Linked DNA regions of Homo sapiens: region 2 is linked to region 1. Evidence: chromatin contacts called from ENCODE Hi-C or POLR2A ChIA-PET data. All regions are on one chromosome and are shown on one strand. The core of a region is the stretch at or near the end of the contact, and the rest is flanking DNA. Distances in the headings are between cores, read along the strand shown.

Region 1 (5,932 bases), core at 2,889-5,388:
AGCTTGGGGTGTGCCCTTCAAGATTCCCAGGAAGGTAGGTGGGGTGTGGTGTCTTGGAGAAGAGTGGATTTCCTCTTTTTTCTTTTTCTCCTTTTTGTGGAGAATGGGGTCTCACTGTGTTGCCCCAGCTGGTCTTGAACTCCTAGGCTCAAGCGATCCTCCAGCCTCTGCCTCCCTAAATGCTGGGATGACAGGCTTGAGCCACTGCCCCTGGCAGGTTGGGTTTTCTGTGGGGAACATTTGCTCAGGGCTCACTGTGCAGGGGGGAATGGGAAGGGAAATGGAGGTAAGGGGGTAGCAGTGGTGTGCACAGGGGTGGTGTTCAGGGAAGTACAAGGAGTTCACCGGCAGAAATGGGCCTTGAGGGGGTAAATAGGCAGAGAGTCTGTGAGGCTATTCTGTGAAAGGGCCATATATACAAAGTGGTCCCCAAATGCCAACGGAGCCAAAAAACCAAGGAATGAGGCAGACAAATTCAGTTTGTCAGTAAAGGGTGTTTTAATGGGGGATCTTAAAAGCAGCATGGGCTTGGGCGGCAGCAAGACAGGAGATCTCTCCCTCTGTTACCCCAAGACTTAGGCCTTATATTCCACAGGGAAAGAGTTTTAAGTGCTCTCTGCAAGACAATTAAAGGAAACTTCCAGAGCAGACAAGAATGCTGTATGTTTCATAGCTTATAATTTATGCAATAACATCAGGGCGGCATATAGCTTATAATTTGTGCAATAACATCAGGCTGACTAGGGACAGTAAATAAAGTAGGAATCAGGAGGCATTCACGGGACTGGGGCTAATCAGAAGTCAACATGGGGGATTAGCATCCAAGATGGAGTCACTTTTGTCTCCACAGAGACAACTTGTCAGGAACAGTGGCTAGCAGGGTTCCCCAAGGGGAGAGGAACTTTGAAAAAACAATTTTAAAAAATTGTAGTTCACAGGTCTCAAACTCCTGGGCTCATGCAGTCCTCCTGCCTTGGCCTCTCAAAGTGCTAGGCTTAGAGCAGTGCGCCACCATGCCCAGCTGCAAACAAATAATTTTTAATTGTAGGAGTTATATAGTGAATACAAGAAAATGAAAATTATGATATTTGTTATTTATTTAGCTGAGGCTAAAATAGGTATTTTAGTAAAACCAATGAGAACATTTAGAGTCCAATCCATGGTTGTCCCGTTGTATGACGATGTGGCCATGATCATGGGAGAGATTCATGATTGATGGTGACAAAGATTCTTTGCTTGCTGTAACTGCTTGGTCAGACTTTGGAATCTTCTGCTAGGCCCACCTGTGCACTTCTTTGTAAAATCTAGTTTTCACAAAGAATGCTTTAAGTCAGTTTAGCAGGAACCCCCATCCTTAATATTTAATCATCCTAGATATCTGATCAGGTTCCTCATCTGTCACCATCTCCTAGGTGATGTTGATTACCCTAGCCCATCTTCAGCAAGAATCCTGTTAGGTCGGTTTAGCCAGAATTCCCCTTACCTCCGATGTTTCCTCTTGGTAATTTTCTATCAACTGACCTCCCTACCCCCAGCCCCCATGATGTTCCTCGGCTATAAATTCCCACTTGCCTATGCTGTATTCAGAGTTGAGCCCAGTCTCTCTCCCCCACTGCAAGGCCCCTTTGTAGTGGTACCTATCGCAGTAGTTCTGAATAAAGCCTTCCTTATTGTGTTTGTGTTTTAGCAAAGATCATTGAACAATTTTTTTTCTTTTTTTTTTTTTTTTTTTGAGACAGGGTCTCATTCTGTCACCCGGGCTGGCATGCAGTGACATGATCATGGCTCACTGCAGCTTTGACTTCTCTGGCTCAAGAAATCCTCTCACCTCAGCATCCCTACCTAGTAGCTGGGATTATAGGTATGTGCCACATACCTGGCTAATATTTTTAAAAATCATTTGTGGAGATGCTGGTCTGACTATGTTACCTGGGCTGGTCTCCAATTTCTGGGCTCAAGCAATCCTCCCGCCACCTCAGCCTCCCAAAGTGCTGGGATTACAGAGGAGCCACCACACCCAGGTAAATAATTTTTTCTTTTTCTTTTTTTTTTTAAATTTGAGATGGAGTTTTGCTTTTGTTGTCCAGGCTGGAGTGCAGTGGCGTGATCTCGGCTCACCGCAACCTTCGCCTCCCGGGTTCAAGCAATTATCCTGCCTCAGCCTCCCGAGTAGCTGGGATTATAGGCATGTGCCACCATGGCCACCTAATTTTATTTATTTATTGTTTTTAAGTAGAGACGGGGTTTCTCCATGTTGGTCAGGCTGGTCTCAAACTCCCGACTTCAGGTGATCTGCCCACCTTGGCCTCCCAAAGTGCTGGGATTACAGGCGTGAGCCACTGTGCCCGGCCTAATTTTTTCTTTAACAATAGCCCCTTCCTTAGTTTCCCCCTCCCCTCTATGCACTCCCTAAACTCTTGCTTGTTTCCCAAGGGTACTTTGAAACCACTATCACACATTGATTATTGAGAAAGGGTCTCACTCTGTTGCCTAGGCTTGAGTGCAGTGGTGAGATCATAGCCCACTGCAGCCTCTACTTCCTAGGCTTAAGCAATTCTCCTGCCTCAGCCTCCTGAGTAGCTGGTACTCAAGTGCAAACCACCATGCCCAGCTACTTTTGTTGTTGTTGTTGAGACGGGGTCTCACTATGTTGCTCAGACAGGTCTCAAACTCCTGGATACAAATGATCCTCCAGCCTCAGCCTCCCAAAGTGCTGGGATTACAGGTGTGAACCACTGTGGCCGGCATACACATTGTAATTAAATAACCTTTAAGATTTAATGTCGGTCTTTTTTTTTTTTTTTGAGACAGAGTCTTGCTCTGTCGCTAGGCTGGAGTCTGTGGCACGATCTCGGCTCACTGCAACCTCTGACTCCCTGGTTCAAGCAATTCTCCTGCCTCAGCCTCCCAAGTAACTGGGATTACAGGCACGTGCCACCATGCCCAGATAATTTTTATATTTTTAGTAGAGACGGGGTTTCACTAGGTTGGCCAGGATGGTCTCGAACTCCTGACCTCGTGATCCGCCTGCCTCGGCCTCCCAAAGTGCTGGGATTACAGGCATGAGCCGCCGCGCCTGGCCTAATGTCGGTCTTTCTTCCCACCTCTAACTCCATGGGAAAGGACCACCATGTCTCTAGAGCTATTACGGGACTTGGTGCATAGCAGGCCGTTAATAAGCAGTTGATGGAGGATGAATGAAGATGAGAGGGGTCTGTGTGTGTAGGGGAAGTCCCAGTGAGGAGCACCTCTCATTCTGTGAGACCTGGATAGGACCCCTCGGAGGCTGGGCTAGGAGTGGCTGGGGTGGGTGTTGGGGGTTTATGTGACAGAAATGGGGTCCCAACAAGCAGGGATGGAGGGTGAAGAGATGGAGTTACTTAAGAGATAATGGGATCCCCAGCACGGAGACCCACGCCTGTAATCCCAGTGCTTTGGGAGGCCGAGACGTGAGGATCGCTGGAGGCCAGAAGTTGACACCAGCCTGGACAAAATAGTGAGACCCTGATCTCTACAAAAAAATAAAAATAAAAATTAGTAGGACATGGTGGCGTGTGCCGGTAGTCCCCGCTACTCTGGAGGCTGAGGCGGGCTCCCAACAGGCAGAGTTGAGCAGGGTAGTAGGGGCGGGAAGTCTCTAATAGGGGATGAGGGATGGGAATCTATGTTGTACAGCCTGGAGATCCCTGTGACAGTTGGGTGGTCTGGGTGAGATGGGATAGGGGTCATGGTTTGTTGCAGAGTCGGGGTATACTGTGCTCAGCGGAAATGGGGTCCGTGCAGCAGACCTGGAGGACTCACGTGCTGTGGGAATGGGGGATTCTGTGTCAGAGCTGGGGGGTCGGGTCCGGTGAGATGGGGATGCGGATTTAGATAATAGGGATGGGAAGTTCCGCGTGTGCGGCGGATATAAGGTCGGTGTAGACTTGGTCGTTCAAGTGAGGCGGGGTCCACACTCGGTGGCCCGGTGACTGGGTTATCGAGTGGAGCCAGGGCAGCCCAGAGATGCTGGGGTCCCGCGAGCCTAGGTTGGGTTTCCAGGGCTGGGGGCTCGGCGGCGGCTCCTGGGCGCCCCCTGGCGGCCCCGACTCAACCGCCACGGCTCCCACAATGCTCGCGTAGCCGGGCTTCGGTTCCTGTGGCGGCGACGGCGGCGGCTCCAAGATGGCGCAGGCGATCTTTGAGGCCCTGGAGGGTGAGCGGCGGCGGGGCCGGCGGAGGCGGCTGTTCCGCGCTGCGCCCCCTCCCGCCGCGCCCTCGCAGCGCCCGGCCTAGGGCGCGCAGCGGCCGCGGGGCGGAGGGCGCCGGGGCTGGAACAGCCGCGGGGCGGGAGGGGCGCGGGCGGGAACAGCGCGGGAGCCGAGGCCCGGCGGGGGAGCTCCGGGGCCGGAACAGCCGGGGAGAGCCAGGCCGGCGGGGAGGGGGCTCGGGTCCGGAACAGCGCCAGCCTGGGCGGCCTTGGGCGGGCGCGGGAGGGGCTCCCTGCAGGGAACTGCGCGGGAGGCGACGGCGGGGCGGTCTGGAACAGCCGCGGCCAGGGAGGCGGCTTGGCGGCGCGCGGGGCCCGGGACGGGGGTGCGGTCGCAGCTGCGGGCAGGAGGGCCTCGGCGGCCTGACCACGAAGAACTTCTGCGGAGCGGACTGTATGCCTCGTGCTAGGACGTAGTCTCAAAATCAGACCACAGCAGCAGAGGCGCCACCTGTGTGCACAGCCTGGACTCAGAGCTTAGGGACCCAAGCCAGCAAACACCTGGCGCCTGCAGTGCGCACCGTGGCCGGTGCAGTTTTACAAATTAAACTGACACCGTGGGTGCTGGCGCGGTGTGCCCGGCCGGGACGCGGTGTTCCCAGACCCAGGCCAGCAAACGCTGGGTGCCGACAGACTGTTCCGTGCTCTGCAAGAACCTGGGATGGGGTTGGTGCTCAGGCTCAAAACTGTGGGCTTTGGAGACAGCAAACACTGAGCACCTCCATGTGTGCATCTGCTGGGCGTCGGGGAGGAAGGGCAGCCTTAGCGACTCGGGGCCATGGCGCAGAATAGATATTGTGGGAAATACAGACCAAGAATGGTCTTGGAGGAGTGGGATGAGATGAGTATACAGATAGGGTGCAAACTCGAAGTACTGGACTGGCGGGATGAAGCTGAAGCTTTGAGTCCTGCAGCTTCCTAGGAGATCTCAGCCACTCCCTGCACTTTTTAATTTTTTGAGACGGAGTCTCACTCTGTCGCCCAGGCTGGAGTGCAGTGGCGCGATCTCGGCTCACTGCAACCTCCCCCTCCCAGGTTTGAGCGATTCTCGTGCCTCCGCCTCCTGAGTAGCTGGGACTATAGGCGTGCACCACCACACCCGGCTAATTTCCTTTTTTTTTTTTTTTTTTGAGACAGAGTCTTGCTCTGTTGCCCAGGCTGGAGTGCAGTGGAGCGATCTCGGCTCACTGCAACCTCCGCTTCCCGGGGTTCACGCCATTCTTCTGCTTCTTCTGCCTCAGCCTCGAGAGCAGCTGAGACTACAGGCATCCGCCACCACGCCCGGCTAATTTTTTTTTTTTTTTGTATTTTAAGTAGAGACGGGGTTTCACCGTGTTAGCGAGCATGGACTCGATCTCGTGACCTCGTGATCCGCCCGCCTTGGCCTCCCAAAGTGCTGGGATTACAGGCGTGAGCCACCGCGCCCGGCCATTTTTTTGTATTTTTAATAGAGACGGAGTTTCACCATGTTGGCCAGATTGGTCTTGAACTCCTGGCCTCAAGTGATCTGCCCGCCTCAGCCTCCCAAAGTGCTGGGATTACAGGCGTGAGCGACTGCTCCAGGACTCCCTTCACTTCTTGAAGGATCACAATTCGCACCAGGAAATGGGGGGCGGGGTAGCCCTGTCTCCATCTAGTGGGGTTCCGATTCAAAGACTGACTGAGACAGACACTCCCTGTAGT
Region 2 (6,037 bases), core at 1,201-3,700, 610 kb after region 1:
TAACGCTTCCCATGTATGTGACCTTGGGCAAATTACTTATCATCGTGGTAGTGGCCTCCAAGATGGCCCTCAATGATTCTCTCTTCCTACATAACCACCAGGCTACTGCAGAAACAGGTGTGACTTCTGAGGCCAGGTCAGAAAAGACAATGCAAGGCTGGGCACAGTGTCTCATGCCTGTAATCCTAGCACTTTGGGAGGCTAAGGTGGGAGGATCACTGGAGTCCAGGAGATTGAGATCAGCCCAGGCAACATAGCCATAAAACGAGACCTCACCTCTACTAAAAAGAGAAAAGAAAATTAGCACCTGTGGTCTCAACCTACTTGGGAGGCTGAGGTGAGAGAATCGCCTGAGCCCAGGAAGTCAAGGTTGCAGTGAGCTGAGATGACACCACTGCATTCCAGCCTGGGCAATAGAGCAAGAACCTGTCTCAAAAAATAAAAACAGCCAGGCGCAGTGGCTCATGCCTGCAATCCCAGCACTTTGGGAGGCCAAGGCAGGCAGATCACGAGGTCAGGAGTTCGAGACCACCCTGACCAACATGGTGAAACCCCGTCTCTATTAAAAATACAAAAATTAACCGGGGGTGGTGGCACGTGCCTGTAACCCCAGCTACTCAGGAGGCTGAGGCAGGAGAATTGCTTGAACTTGGGAGGCAGAGATTGTAGTGAGCCAAGATCGCACCATTGCACTCCAGCCTGGGCAACAGAGCGAGACTCCGTCTCAAAAACAAAACCAAACAAAAAAACAAAGAGACTGCAGCTTCCATCTTGCTCTCTTGGATCACTTGCCCTAAGGGAACTTAGCTGCTATGTTATAAGCACACTCAATGTTATATGCTATGTTATAAGCACAGCCCAATGCAGGGACACACACAGCAAGAAGTAACTGAGACTGCTTGCCAACAGCCAACTGCTTTGCCAGCCGTGTGCACGGGCCCGCTTGAAACTGTATCCTCCAACCCCAGTCCAGCTTCCAGATGACTGCAGCCCTGGTCAACATCTTGAAACTTATGAGATGTTTCTGGTGAGAATCACTCAACTAATCAGCTCCTGAATTCCTTGCCTATAGAAAATACCTGAGGTAATAAATGTTTATTGCTGTTTTAAGCTTTGTAGTTTTGGGGTAATTCCTGACACAGCCACAGACAATGAATACAATCACACTTTGCCTCCTTTTCCTTAAAATGAGGATGATGGGAGGACTTGCTTTATATAATCATGAGGATTCCATATGATACATGAAAAGAATCTGGCTAAGCTGGGTGCAGTGGCTCACGCCTGTAATCCCAACACTTTGGTAGCCCAAGGTAGGTGGATCGCTTCAGCCCAGGAGTTTGAGACCAGCCTGGGCAACACAGTGAAACCCCGTCTCTACAAAAAATACAAAAATTAGCTGGGCATGGTGATGTGCGCCTATAGTCCCAGCTACTCGGGAGGCTGAGGTGGGAGGATCGCTTGAGCCTGGGAAGTTGAGGCTACAGTGAGCTGTGATTGTACCACTGCACTCCAGCCTAGGCCACAGAACAAGACCCTGTCTCAAAAAATAAATAAACCAATAAATAAAAATAAGAAGAGTCTGGCTCATAGCAAATGCACAGCAGATAGGAACCAATATTGCTGTATTATTATATGGTCTCCACTAATCAAGAGGAGAGGTTGAGAGCTATATGAGGAAGGGCCAAAAGGAAAGATGAAGTAGCAACCCCCAGTCTCTTCATTTTCCTGGCAATTCAGCTCTGACTACATTTTCATAGAACCTCCTAAGACAGAAGCCCCATGGGGAAACTTGATCTCCCTAGAAGGCAGTGTAGGGACTATTTATCACTCTGCAAGCATTCCCCTTCGGGTGCTCAGTCTTCATCATCCCCACCACTAGAACTTATCAACTAATTTCTTGCTTATCTACTAGGAGTCCCCAGTCAACAGAATTGACTCCATCTCAGCACTTTCCAGGGACATTCCCAACCTCTGGAAGCTATCCAACAAAGGCTTCCTTTGCTCCTTAATTTATCTCTGAGAAGCAGGTTTAAATTTTAGCTCTGCTGGGTTGGGCACAGTGGCTCACACCTGTAATCCCAGTGCTTTGGGGAGGATGAGGCAGGCAGATCACTTGAGGTCAGGAGTTCAAGACCAGCCTGGCCAACATGGGGAAACCCCGTCTCTACCAAAAATTAGCTGGTCCTGTGATACACTAGCCTGTAGTCCCAGTTACTCAGGAGGCTGAGGTTAGAGGATCACGTGACCCCGGGAGGTGGAGATTGCAGTGAGCTGTGATGGCGCCGCTGTTCCCTAGCATGGGTAACAGAGTGAGACCCTATCTCAAAAAAAAAGACCTAAACAAAAATTTTAGCTCTGCTACCGATTTGTCCTTTGTCAAGTTACTCAACCCCTTGAGCCTCATCTCCTCGTCTGCCAAGCAGAAATAGCGAATATTTGCTTCCGGGTTGTTGGGGGAAGAAAATGAAGCAAGACAGCAAGGTATGAATGCTTTATTGGATGGAAATAATAAATTGTCAATGCCTCCGGACTCTCAGGTGCTGCTCAACGCCCTGCCCTGCCCCAGGAAGCTTCTCCCCACAGCGGAAGCCACTTAGCTCTCACATGCAGGCTCTGCCCTGTGCTGGGCTTGACACCAACTTTGGTGGTTTTTGTTTTTGTTTTCAAGATGGAGACTCGCTCTGTTGCACAGGCTGAAGTGCAGTGGTGTGATCTTGGCTCACTGCAACCGCCACCTCCCGGGTTCAAGCAATTCTTCTGCCTCAGCCTCCTGAGTAGCTGGGATTACAGGCGCCCGCCACCATGCCTGGCTAATTTTTGTATTTTTAGTAGAGACAGGGTTTTACCATTTTGGCCAAGCTGGTCTTGAACTCCTGACCTCAAGTGATCCACCCACCTCAGCCTCCCAAACTGCTGAGATTACAGGCATGAACCACCAGGCCAGGCCTCTGTTTTTTTTGTTTGTTTGTTTGTTTTGGTTTTTTTTTTTGAGACAAAGTCTCCCTCTATCACCCAGGCTGTATGTAGTGCAGTGGCACGATCACAGCTCACTGTAACCTCCACCTCCCAGGTTCAAGCGATTCTCGTGCCTCAGCATACTGAGTAGCTGGGAATACAGGCTTGCGCCACCGCATCCTGCTAATTTTTGTATTTTTTGTAGAGACGGGGTTTTGCCACGTTGGCCAGGCTGGTCTCGAACTTCTGATCTCAGGTGATCCACCCGCCTTGACCTCCCAAAGTGCTGGGATTACAGGCATGAGCCACCACTCCTGGCAGCTTTGTTTTTTAATCAGGGAACTTTTTTTTTTTTTTTTTTTGAGACAGAGTTTTGCTCTTGTTGCCCAGGCTGGAGTGCAATGGTGGGATCTTAGCTCACCGCAGCCTCCGCCTCCCAGGTTCAAGCAATTCTCCTGCCTCAGCCTCCGGAGTAGCTGGGATTACAGGCATGTGCCACCATGCCCGGCTAATTTTGTATTTTTAGTAGAGATGGGGTTTCTCCATGTTGGTCAGACTAGTCTCGAACTCCCGACTTCAGGTGATCCGCCCGCCTTGGCCTCCCAAAGTGCTGGGATTACAGGCGTGAGCCACAGCACCTGGCTTAATCAGGGAACTTTAACCAGATTTTATCTCTTTCATCAGGGGTTCAGCAGTAACTAGCATATGTGCCTGACTGAATGCCTCCTTCTTATGACCAAGGCCAGCTTAAGATAAATTATTTTTATTCCTATTTATTTATTTATTATTTATTATTATTACTTTTTGAGATAGAATCTCACTCTGTCGCCCAGGCTGGAGTGCAATGGCGCGATCTCGGCTCACTGCAACCTCCGCCTCCAGAGTTCGCGCCATTCTCCTGCCTCAGCCTCCAGAGTAGCTGAGACTACAGGCGCCCGCCACCACGCCCGGCTAATTTTTAGTAGAGACGGGGTTTCACCGTGTTAGCCAGGCTGGTCTCGATCTCCTGACCTCATGATCTGCCCACCTCAGCCTCCCAAAGTGCTGGGATTACAGGCGTGAGCCACCGCGCCCGGCCTATTTATTTATTTTTGAGAAGTGGTCTTACTCTGTCACCTAGGCTGGAGTGCAGTAGCGTGATCATGGCTCACTGCAACCTCGACCTCCTGGGCTTGAGTGATCCACACCACTGCACTCCACCCTGGGCTACAGAGCGAGACTCCGTTTCAAAGAAAAAAAAAAAAGGAAGAAAGAACTCAGGGTTGGCAGAACAAGCTGTAGTGTCTCTGCCTTGCATCCTGGCATCTCCTCTGGCCTGACTCCCCAGGGTGATTTTAGGAGTTGTTCCTACCTATGCATAGCTCCCAATACTATGGCTTTGCCCCTCATGGAGATTCTGTGAGCCACCCAACATCCTGTAATAACTCTTTCCTGTTTAAACTGAAGTGAGTTGGTTTGTTTTGTTTGCAACTAAGAATCTTGATTGACACACTGCATAACAACTCTATCAGTATGTGTACCATTTGTATTATTTTGAAATAATTTTTTATTTAATTAGTTTTTTAAAGTAATGACAGTCACTTGTGAAGCCACCATCCCAAAATAAAATGTAGAACCTTAACAATAACCTACATCTGACTATATACCTCCCTCCCCACCCAACCTCTTTCCCAACCCTAGTAACCATCCTCCTGAACCTTATGCTCATCATTCCCTGTTGCACATTATTTTTAATTTTCTGTTGAAATATAATATACATATAATAAACTGAGCAAATATTAAGTGTACAATTCAAATAATTTATGTGTGTGTATAGATTTTTGTGTAACCAAATCAACATATAAACATTTCCCGCCAGGTGCAGTGGCTCACTCCTGTAACGCCAACACTTTGGGAGGCCGAGGCGGGCAGATCACCTGAGGTCGGGAGATTGAGACTATCCTGGCTAACCCAGTGAAATCCTGTCTCTTTTAAAAATACAAAAAATTAGCCAGGCGTGTTGGTACATGCCTGTAATCCCAGCTACTCAGAAGGCTGAGGCAGGAGAATTGCTTGAATCCGGGAGGCGGAGGTTGCAGTGAGCTGAGATCGCGCCATTGCACTCCAGCCTGGGCAACAAGAGCAAAACTCCATCTCAAAAAGCAAACAAACAAAGAAACATTTCCCATCCCCTAGAAGCCTCTCTTGTGATCTCTCCCAGCCAATTCCTGACACTTGAGAGTTACCAGTATTCTTACCTCTGTCACCCTAGGTTTGTTTTGCCTGTTCTTTTGTTCTTTTTTTTTTTTTTTTTGAGATGGAGTCTCACTCTGTCACCCAGGTTGGAGTGCAATGTACAATCTCGCCTCGCTGCAACCTCTGCCTCCTGGGTTCAAGTGATTCGGTGATTCTCCTGCTTCATCCTCCCAAGTAGCTGGGATTACAGGCTTGTGCCACTACGCCCAGCTAATTTTGTATTCTTAGTAGAGATGACGTTTTGCCATGTTGGTCAGGCTGGTCTTGAACTCCTGACCTCAGGTGATCCGCCCACCTCTGCCTCCCAAAGTGTTGGGATTACAGGTGTGAGCCACCGCACCTGGCCTGTTTTGCCTGTTCTTAAAACATTTAAACAAAGTAGGCCTGGCACAGTGGCTCATGCCTGTGATCCCAGCAACGTAGGGTATATTTTAGTACAAGGCGGAAGGATCACTTGAGCTCAGGAGTTCAACACCAGCCTGGGCAACACAGCAAGACCTTGTCTCTACAAAAACTTTTTAAAAAATTAGCCAGATGTGGTGGCTCACGCCTGTAGTCCCAGCTACTTGGGGTGGGCTGATGTGGGAGGATCACTTAAAGCCAAGAGTGCAAGGGTGCAGTGAGCTATGATCACACACTGCACTCCAGCTTGGGTGACAAAGAGAGATCCTGTTTCAAAATAAATAAATAAATAAAATAGTAAAGTATATTTTTTATGGTATGCATTTTTTTGGTCTGGCTTCTTTCACTATCATTATGTTTCTGTAATTCTCCTGTTTTTGCAAGTAGCAATAGTTGTTCTTGTTTTTTTTTCTTTCTTTTTTTTTCTTTTTTTGAGATGGAGTAT

The links. A loop is a pair of places that touch in the nucleus more often than their neighbours do. ChIA-PET counts read pairs that join two places held with the same protein, here RNA polymerase II (POLR2A). Pooled maps may share reads with other maps.
Region 2: a pooled map shows a loop between it and region 1 (6-fold over the local background). The contact joins the enhancer-like site here to the promoter of ZNF341 in region 1. A Hi-C loop is called at or near these places in 2 of 50 pooled maps. POLR2A ChIA-PET finds 5 or more read pairs at or near these places in 2 of 52 experiments (Caco-2 and HepG2).

What each region holds. Positions count from the first base shown.
Region 1 is chr20:33,727,858-33,733,789 of GRCh38, forward strand. ZNF341 (zinc finger protein 341) reads left to right here and starts at 4,139. Exons shown (of 15, transcript NM_001282933.2): 1 at 4,139-4,195. The coding sequence starts at 4,165. It overlaps LOC124904890 (a long non-coding RNA gene), which reads right to left and starts at 4,126. Exons shown (of 2, transcript XR_007067569.1): 1 at 3,789-4,126; 2 at 1,080-1,304. RefSeq lists enhancers at 3,710-3,769, 3,780-3,839, 5,508-5,932 and a silencer at 3,950-4,659.
Region 2 is chr20:34,335,946-34,341,982 of GRCh38, forward strand. No RefSeq gene overlaps it. Among named protein-coding and RNA genes, the nearest start is that of ITCH, 24 kb to the right of the region's middle. RefSeq lists enhancers at 2,315-2,424, 2,475-2,524. Within about 2 kb of position 2,451, at least 6 of the 41 ENCODE cell types and tissues checked have a DNase peak (open chromatin) inside an H3K27ac peak, as active enhancers do.